2 separate regions of the Homo sapiens genome follow, and region 2 is linked to region 1. Evidence: chromatin contacts called from ENCODE Hi-C or POLR2A ChIA-PET data. All regions are on one chromosome and are shown on one strand. The core of a region is the stretch at or near the end of the contact, and the rest is flanking DNA. Distances in the headings are between cores, read along the strand shown.

Region 1 (3,846 bases), core at 494-2,993:
CAAGTTCCAATGACTGGGCTGCGGACAGATGAAGAATAACAGTGTGTGTGTAACAGGGAAAGACAAAGCATGGAGGGAGAAAAGGGAGTAACAAATCAGTAGGAATAGTGTTCCAAGGGATCTATGATGAGCTTCGCCATGCTGTACCTTCTCCCTCCACCCTTAGCCCTCATCTTCCCTAACCCTAAGAGACAAACTGTCTCACAGTTGAGGCGTTGGCTTTGTTCCACTTGTGCATACTGCCCATGGACAGCAGTGATGGTCACAGAGGACTCAAGTGCTGATAATGATGGTTTAGGTGGCAGTGAAGAAAAAAACTATACAATTGTCCGTAAACCAATGCATATTTGTATATGAAGCCTGTCACTTAGGTCCAATTCCAAATACCTGGCCTTTCTGGACATTCTCTTTTACTGGCTTAAAGTAGGTATGAGGGATTTTCCCATGACCATGTTCCAGAAAGAACAGTCACCCCTCCTGGGACCTCCTGAGAGAAGCACCATCAACAGACTACTGCAGCCTCAAAGAGCTACTTCATCTTTAAACTCCTACAGCACTTACTGGCATGGTCTAGTCCTGTTAGATAGTATCTTGATTCATTGTTCCATTTGCATTGGGTCTCCTGATTGGACTGTAAGCCCCCTGAGGTTAAGAGCCATATCTAATGCTTCCCTCCAGAGCTCCTAGGACAACAGAGTAGAGTGAGGGTCTTAGAATAATATATATTCTGACATTGGTTAACTGAAAAACAAATACTCAATTTATTTTTTATATTATTTCATATATGACATTATTTTATATTATTATATCTTTTTTTTCCCATCCATTCTCACATCTTTCATGCCCATTGCCTCTTTTTTCCTATACCCCATTCCTCTTTCACAGGGCATTATCTTCCAAAGAGTCCTAATGACCCAGCTCTGCCACAGCCACCATGGTAAGTGAAGTCCAGTGCAGAACAAGGTAAACAGACACAATCCTGCCCTGGAGAGACTGTCATACTGAGTAGACCCACAGTCAGAGGACACAGAGAGGAGAGGAAGCAATAAACAAAAATTCCATTGAGCTGGTAGGGTCATAAAGTGTGTTGCAACCATACTTCAAACAAGGTCAGCCCAGAACTAACAGAAACTCTATGATTAGCACCATCTCCTTCACTTCCTAATTGCAAACACGAAAGACACATTCCTTCTCTATTTGTGCTCTGGCCTGGTAAGAATGGGAAAGCAACTTAAACCCATTTGAGGTTATAATTGCTTTTTTTTTTATGTTTACAAATCTTATTTTATCAAGTAGTCAGTTGTTCAGGCCGAGAGAGTGTAGGACAAATTTTTCTTTCAGCGTGAACACGTGAAGTACACGTGAGGTCTGTAGGGTATGGAGGAGGCCTCAGGGGATGAATCATGTGGTCTAAGGTCCACAACTAGGAGGTTGTTCAGGGCAAATTGCAGAGTGAGAGAACTGCAGGCAGGAGAAGATTTCAAATATTCCAGTCCCCACTTCAGAAAATGGCATCTCTGTATTTTCAGTGAGTTCAAGCTGAAAACCTTGCACTTTTGATTTATCTCTCCTGTCACATCCCCATTTAATCTAATGGCACATCTTGCTGGTTTGGGGGAAAATTCTTCCAAAATATATCTAGTATCTCCAGTTTCCACCACTCTAGTGCCACCCAGGTAATCTATGCCAGCCCCCAGTCCCATTAGAACTTCTGCAGTAGCCTCTACCTTGGTCTCTCTGCCACCCCCTTCCACCTCCACATAGCAGCCAAAATGATGTTGGCAAAGCATGAGTCATGTATCATTTAAGGTAATAGTAGCTACTGTAACAAGGAAATCCCCACATTTGAATAATACACATTTTGTGTTCCATTTTTTATTGCTCAGGGAATAGTTCATGTGGGGACTCCTTGTCAATGCCAGGCTGGGAGAGGGAGAGCCCAGTCATCTTAATACATGGAATCAACACCCAGCTGGTAGAAGGGCGGAGAGAACATGAAGCAGGCATATCTGCTCCTTCAATACCTCTGCCCAAAAGTCACCCATAAATCACTTCTGCTCTCCTTCCAATGGCCAGAATTCATCTATGACATCTCTAGATGCAAGGAAGTGCGCTGGCTGGGCAGCTGCTTCCCTACAACAACTTCACAGCTTCACAACTCCACAATTCTATAACTCTACAACTCCAAAATTCCACAACTCTACAACTCTTTAGTGACAGCTGCCATCTGTTCAAATGTGAGGTGGGTCTTATCGCTCGCCTGCTTACCACTGTCCAAGAGCTTCCCATCTAACTAAATAAAAAATTAAAATCCCAGCACTTTGGGGGGCTGAGGCGGGAGAATTGCTTGAGCCCAGGAGTTTGAGACCAGCCTGGGCAACACAGGGAGACCACCCCCTAACACAAAAGTTAGTCGGGTGTGGTGGCATGCATTTGTAGTCCCAGCTACTTGGGAGACTGAAGTGGGAGAAATGCTTGAGCCCAGGAAGTCAAGGCTGCAGTGAGCTGTGATTGTCACTGCATTCCGCCTGGGTGACACAGTGCAACCCTCTCAAAAAAGAAAGAAAAAGAGAGAAAGGAAAGGAAAGGAAAGGAAAGGAAAGGAAAGGAAAGGAAAGGAAAGGAAAGGCAAAAGGCAAAAGGAATGGCAAAAGGCAAAAGGAAAGGAAAAGAAGAAAAGAGATCCAAAATCCGAAGCCTCCGGACCTCATACCACCCTCCTGGGCTCATTGTGCTCCAGCCTCTCTCACCCTTTTTCTGATCCTTGCTTATTCCCACCTCAGCAGTTGCTGTTTTCTCTGCCTTGAATATTCTTTCACCAGATCCCTTTTCATCAGGTAAGTAGATAGAAAATGGGACCCAGGAATTTGCACTTTAACAGGCACCCAGTGACCCTGGTGCCGACGGTCAGTGGTCTATACTTTGAGAAGCACTGGTACAGTGGTTAAGAATGTGGACTATGGGATCAGAGGGCTTGGGTTCAAATATTATGAACCCAAAGACTTGCCGAATCTCTAACTTTGGGTACTTTATTTGCCCTCTCTAATGCTCGATTTCCTCACCCATGAAATAGAGATAACAACAGAAATCACTTGGTTGCCGTAAGTAAACAGAAACTTGGTTGTTGCAAGAAACAAAAACATGGTTGCTGTAAGCAAAATGAGGTCAAATCAAGATACCAGGTCTGACACATAGTAAGTGGTACAAAGGAGTGCCTACAGATGCATCATGCAGCTTTAGAAAAAGTAGGGTGGAACTGGACAAAAGAAGATTTGAGCAAGTGAATCTTAAATGAGAAAGTGATGTGACTCCTGTGCTTCCTGGGGCTAAGGGATGCCACCATAGAGTCCTAAGGAGTGGAGGGGTATGTCGGATGGTTTGAGATGCCTGTGTCACAGTCACTCTGAGCAATGATGAAAGAAGGTTAGATCTGGGAAAGGGGGCCCTACCAGGAGCTTGTTTCACTAGGCCAGATGGAAGAAGATTCAGTTGTATGAATTGAACAGAGAGATGAGTTAGAGGGAGAAGAAAGCAGCAAGAAGCAGCAAAAGAAGGTTAACAACATGAAAACAGACCAAGGGAAAAGATTGAAGGGAAATGTGTGTTGTCTCAGGATGGGCAGGACCTACTGCAATGGAAGGGCACTAATTCCTAGATTATACCCAAGAATGCCAGTAGATACCAGAAAGTGGTAAAATAGCAAATGAAGTCATAGAAGCCAGAGTTAGTGACAACACTTTAAGGAAGTCATTATAATTACAGTTGAAAAGGGTGAACTGGTGGCATCCAGTCAAAGGTTGCAAAGATAATGGCACTAGAAATTGTCCTTTCAATTTTCCTGAAGTT
Region 2 (3,846 bases), core at 1,009-3,508, 140 kb after region 1:
TACTTAGCAAAGTCAAGAACAGAATGCAGTTCTTGGAGGTACCATTTTGAGGTTGTATTTTTAAAGTGAAATTTCTGTAAAACAGAGCTTCTTTCCTTTATAGTAAAATTTGCTATTTGATTTATTCCTCTCTATTGAAATTACTATATGAGAACCTCCTGCATTTGTGTAAGTTTGGAAATATGGGCATGAATTTATTGAATTGCTATTCCTATAAAAGATTTTTTCCCCAACCCTCCGAATCATATCAGTTTGGATTAGTTTTGTCTATATATAGTATATTAATAACTGTGTCTCAGTAAATCTTTGGAAAGCTTAGGAATATGTGGCCTCATACTCAGACTGTCTAATTACAAAAGTAGTATAATTTTTTTTTACACATCCTTAAAAATATTAAATAAGCTCAGTAGTAAAGGAAAGAGGAAATATCTTCAATCACATACACAATACACAGGTTTACTTTTACCCTTGGGCAAGGTGATTAATTTACATATGATGGCAACTTAAAATTTTTCTTTAGCCACAGTATAATAGGTAGTATGCCTCAATTTGACCTTAAGAAAATATAAAAGCAGGCTGAAAGCTTATTTTCATTTAAAGACTATAATCTGCCAAGTTGGAGTGAAGCCTTTAAAACAAAATTGGATCTGGAGTCATGATGGTTTATTTAACAGTTGAAGAAAAGTATCTATTCCATGACAACAGATACTGTACTGAGCTGGAAATGAGAGCAGCTTATCTCAAACTAGAGGTGGTAGAAACAGAAGGATGTTTTTTCAGTTACCTGCTTTTTTTTTTCATTATAGCAGTTCCAAACAGGCTGAATTCATGTTTATATGAAGACAGAAACTAAAGATGAAAAACAGAGGAAATTTTGGTTTGGCAGTTGGTAATGGAGTTAGAAATTAAATAGTTGAAGTAAAGTGTAAAACCAGTGAACCAATTTTTCCTCCGTCTCTCCCTCCCTCCATCTTCTCCCTTTCTTCCTTTTCTCCCCTCCCGCTTTGGTCCCATCTAGGCTTCCTTCCAATATTGAGTAAAGAACTTTTATGGATTAGAGCTAAATTGATATTTAATCCGTTGGTTTCCTTCTGTGCTTTGGATAACAATCTGAGATCTATTAAGGACTCACATCATCATGGTCTAGTTGTACAGAATTGGGAATCCAGATACCTGAGTTCTACTCAAGCTCCATCACTAATTCATATGCTGTGTGACCTTGAGCCAGGGTCCTTAATCTCAGTGGTAGTAATAAATAAAATATATCTATCAACATATTTTATAACCAGCCTGTCAGGGATTTTTAAAAACAACTATAACTGTTTAAAATGTTGAATGTTTTAGGGTCATCCACTATATAAATACAGAGTAATGTGAGTATATAATTCTAATAATTGCTACTTACTCATAAGTACAGAATTATTAGGGCATTTACAGAAGTCACACAACTCAACCTTTAAACAAGCTCAAACTGAGTAGGATAATGATAGGATTAAAGACTTAGGAATGCCATGTTTTAGATGTGTAAAACTGATACACTCCCCACCTGCTTCTAGCTGTTTTGGAAAAAAGTGAGATTTGCTATGCCAAGCATGCCAGTGTTAAGTGAACTCATGTGAACTGTAACATTTTTTGTCCCACTGTTGTCATGACTTTGTACAAATAAACTAAGATAAGATTGTCTGGTTCGGGCAGATTCTGATAAAGAGACTTGATAAGAAAAATGCAGTAGTGCTGGAAAATCTACAAGATGAAGGGGAAACTGTTAACAGTTAATTTATAAATTTTAATGGCTCTCTGCCCAGGTGCAGTGTCTCTTTGCCATGGGGAGGTATACATTAAACATCAGAGCCCTTAATTTAATAGCTATTATTGCGGCTGTGTATAGTCTGTTTCTTTATAGTAAGGAATTATTTATCAAAACATAGCTTCCATGCCTCTGGCATTTACTGTTAACCCATTATTTTCTGGACTTTGGCCTCCTTGACAGGTATTTTAAAATCAATGTAACTCAAGTATCCAGTGGGGAAATAGGGGAATGAGCTTTGATCAATGGTTAGCACACCTACATCCTTTGCAAGTATTGGTGTGGAGGTGGATGACTGATCTTCTAGAGTGCCCCTCTCCTTCAGTTTGTTTGCTATGATAGGCATTCCAGAGGGTGTGTCAGCTTAGTTGGAAATACTCGTGGCGCTCTTTAACAGACCAGGAAGCAGACTGTCCCTAAATGAAATACTCCATCTGTTGTCTCAAAAGTGTTAAACTAGTTTCATTTTCTTTTGTGGCATTCTACCCACAGCTCATTTCATAATTTATGTAAACTTAAAAGTATAGGGGGCTGTTGATGCTAGAAAGAAGAGGAATTTGTGGTTTTGCTTTTAAATAGTGCCTGTGCATGGGCTGCCTCCTAGTGCTTTTCTGTTTTGGAGAGAATTACACTCACTTTGTGTTCAAGCACCTATCTTCTGGTTTGGACTAAATCCAGCTCCATAGCTAGCCTTTTGTTTTCATGGGAAGAATACCAAACTTCCATGTTAGTCTTTAATAATTTTGTTAAGGCGAGCTAGTGTTTTTCCCTTCTGATTAGTTACAAAGCCTTTGTACATTAAAGTTTCCTGATTTTTTTTTCTCATGCTTTTGAATAACAATATACTCTGAATAAACCAAGTATATTCTAAAATCTTCTATTTTGGGCCTTATTAATAAGAAATGGACTTTTAGAACGTTTGAAATGTTGAATAATGAAGTGACTAAGTGCTACACACATACTATAATAAAATCTCTTCAAACGAGCATGGTCTAAATTCAAAATTTTAAAGGGGAATGTGTAGTTCTTATATCCAGTCACTGAAACAGATGAGGCTTTATTGCTTAGAAGTACCAACATAGTTTTAAAAATAATAACTGGGTAATTAATATATTAATGGTATATACAGGGGAATTTGGATTTTTCTTAGTGGTGGGGGAAGTAAGACACACAAATGCTCCATGTGGTCATGTGTTATAGTGCCATAGTGCAGCAAAGGTAGACGGAGATTACTTTTGATTTAAGAGATTGGAGCAGAGTTCACAGGAATGGGTAAGAATAACATATCAGTGAGAAATGGGTGGGGAAAAATGATTTCAGGAGAATAGTATGCACTGTGGGAGGAAGCAGGAGGTAGATCCAGGGTTGTGGTGGGAGTGGAGGTATCTAATTGACTCTGTCCCTAGCACATGCTGTCACAGGGCACTGTGTGGGCAGCTGGCAATAAGCTACATAGATAATGAATGCTGGGCTGGGATGGCCTGGGGAAGACTGACAGCAAGGAAGGGACTTTCGGGCTAGTCTTTGAGGGAAGGGAAGGATTTGATTAGGAATCTGGGTGTTCTTAAGAGCATAGACACCAAGACAAAAACAAGGGCAGTAAGACCAATTTTGCTCTATTGAGGTTGAGAAGAAAAATTAAGTTAGCTGGACTGAAGAACCTTGAATACAAGGCTGAAGAACTTAAATGTTATCAGGAATGATTTTGGGTTTCTTGATACTCCGCTGCTTAGAAACCTGTAGTGATTAGAGCAATGTTTTGAGAATATGATTAGAAGTATGTGGAGAGGTTTTGGAGGGTGGAAGAAGGACCAGAAGCAGAGGCATCAGTTAATGATTGAATAAATCTTGTAATGATATTCAAAGATGTAAAAGTTAAGGTAGATGGGCTGGGCACAGGGGCTCACACCTGTAATCCCTACACTTTGGGAGGCTGAGGCAGGCAGATCGCTTGAGGTCGGGAGTTTGGGACCAGCCTGGCCAACCTAGTGAAACCCCGTCTCTACCAAAAACTACAAAAATTAGATTAGTGGTGGCAC

The links. Hi-C counts contacts between places; a loop is a spot of excess contacts on that map. ChIA-PET counts read pairs that join two places held with the same protein, here RNA polymerase II (POLR2A). Pooled maps may share reads with other maps.
Region 2: a map of Caco-2 shows a loop between it and region 1 (6-fold over the local background). The contact joins two enhancer-like sites. A Hi-C loop is called at or near these places in 1 of 168 maps with a recorded cell type or tissue (Caco-2) and 3 of 50 pooled maps. POLR2A ChIA-PET finds 5 or more read pairs at or near these places in 4 of 52 experiments (BJ, OCI-LY7, PC-3 and 1 more).

Annotation. Positions count from the first base shown.
Region 1 is chr2:190,808,233-190,812,078 of GRCh38, forward strand. No RefSeq gene overlaps it. Among named protein-coding and RNA genes, the nearest start is that of GLS, 71 kb to the right of the region's middle. Within about 2 kb of position 1,744, at least 3 of the 41 ENCODE cell types and tissues checked have a DNase peak (open chromatin) inside an H3K27ac peak, as active enhancers do.
Region 2 is chr2:190,945,718-190,949,563 of GRCh38, forward strand. All of the region lies in intron 14 of GLS (glutaminase), which reads left to right. Among named protein-coding and RNA genes, the nearest start is that of STAT1, 67 kb to the right of the region's middle. Within about 2 kb of position 2,259, at least 14 of the 41 ENCODE cell types and tissues checked have a DNase peak (open chromatin) inside an H3K27ac peak, as active enhancers do.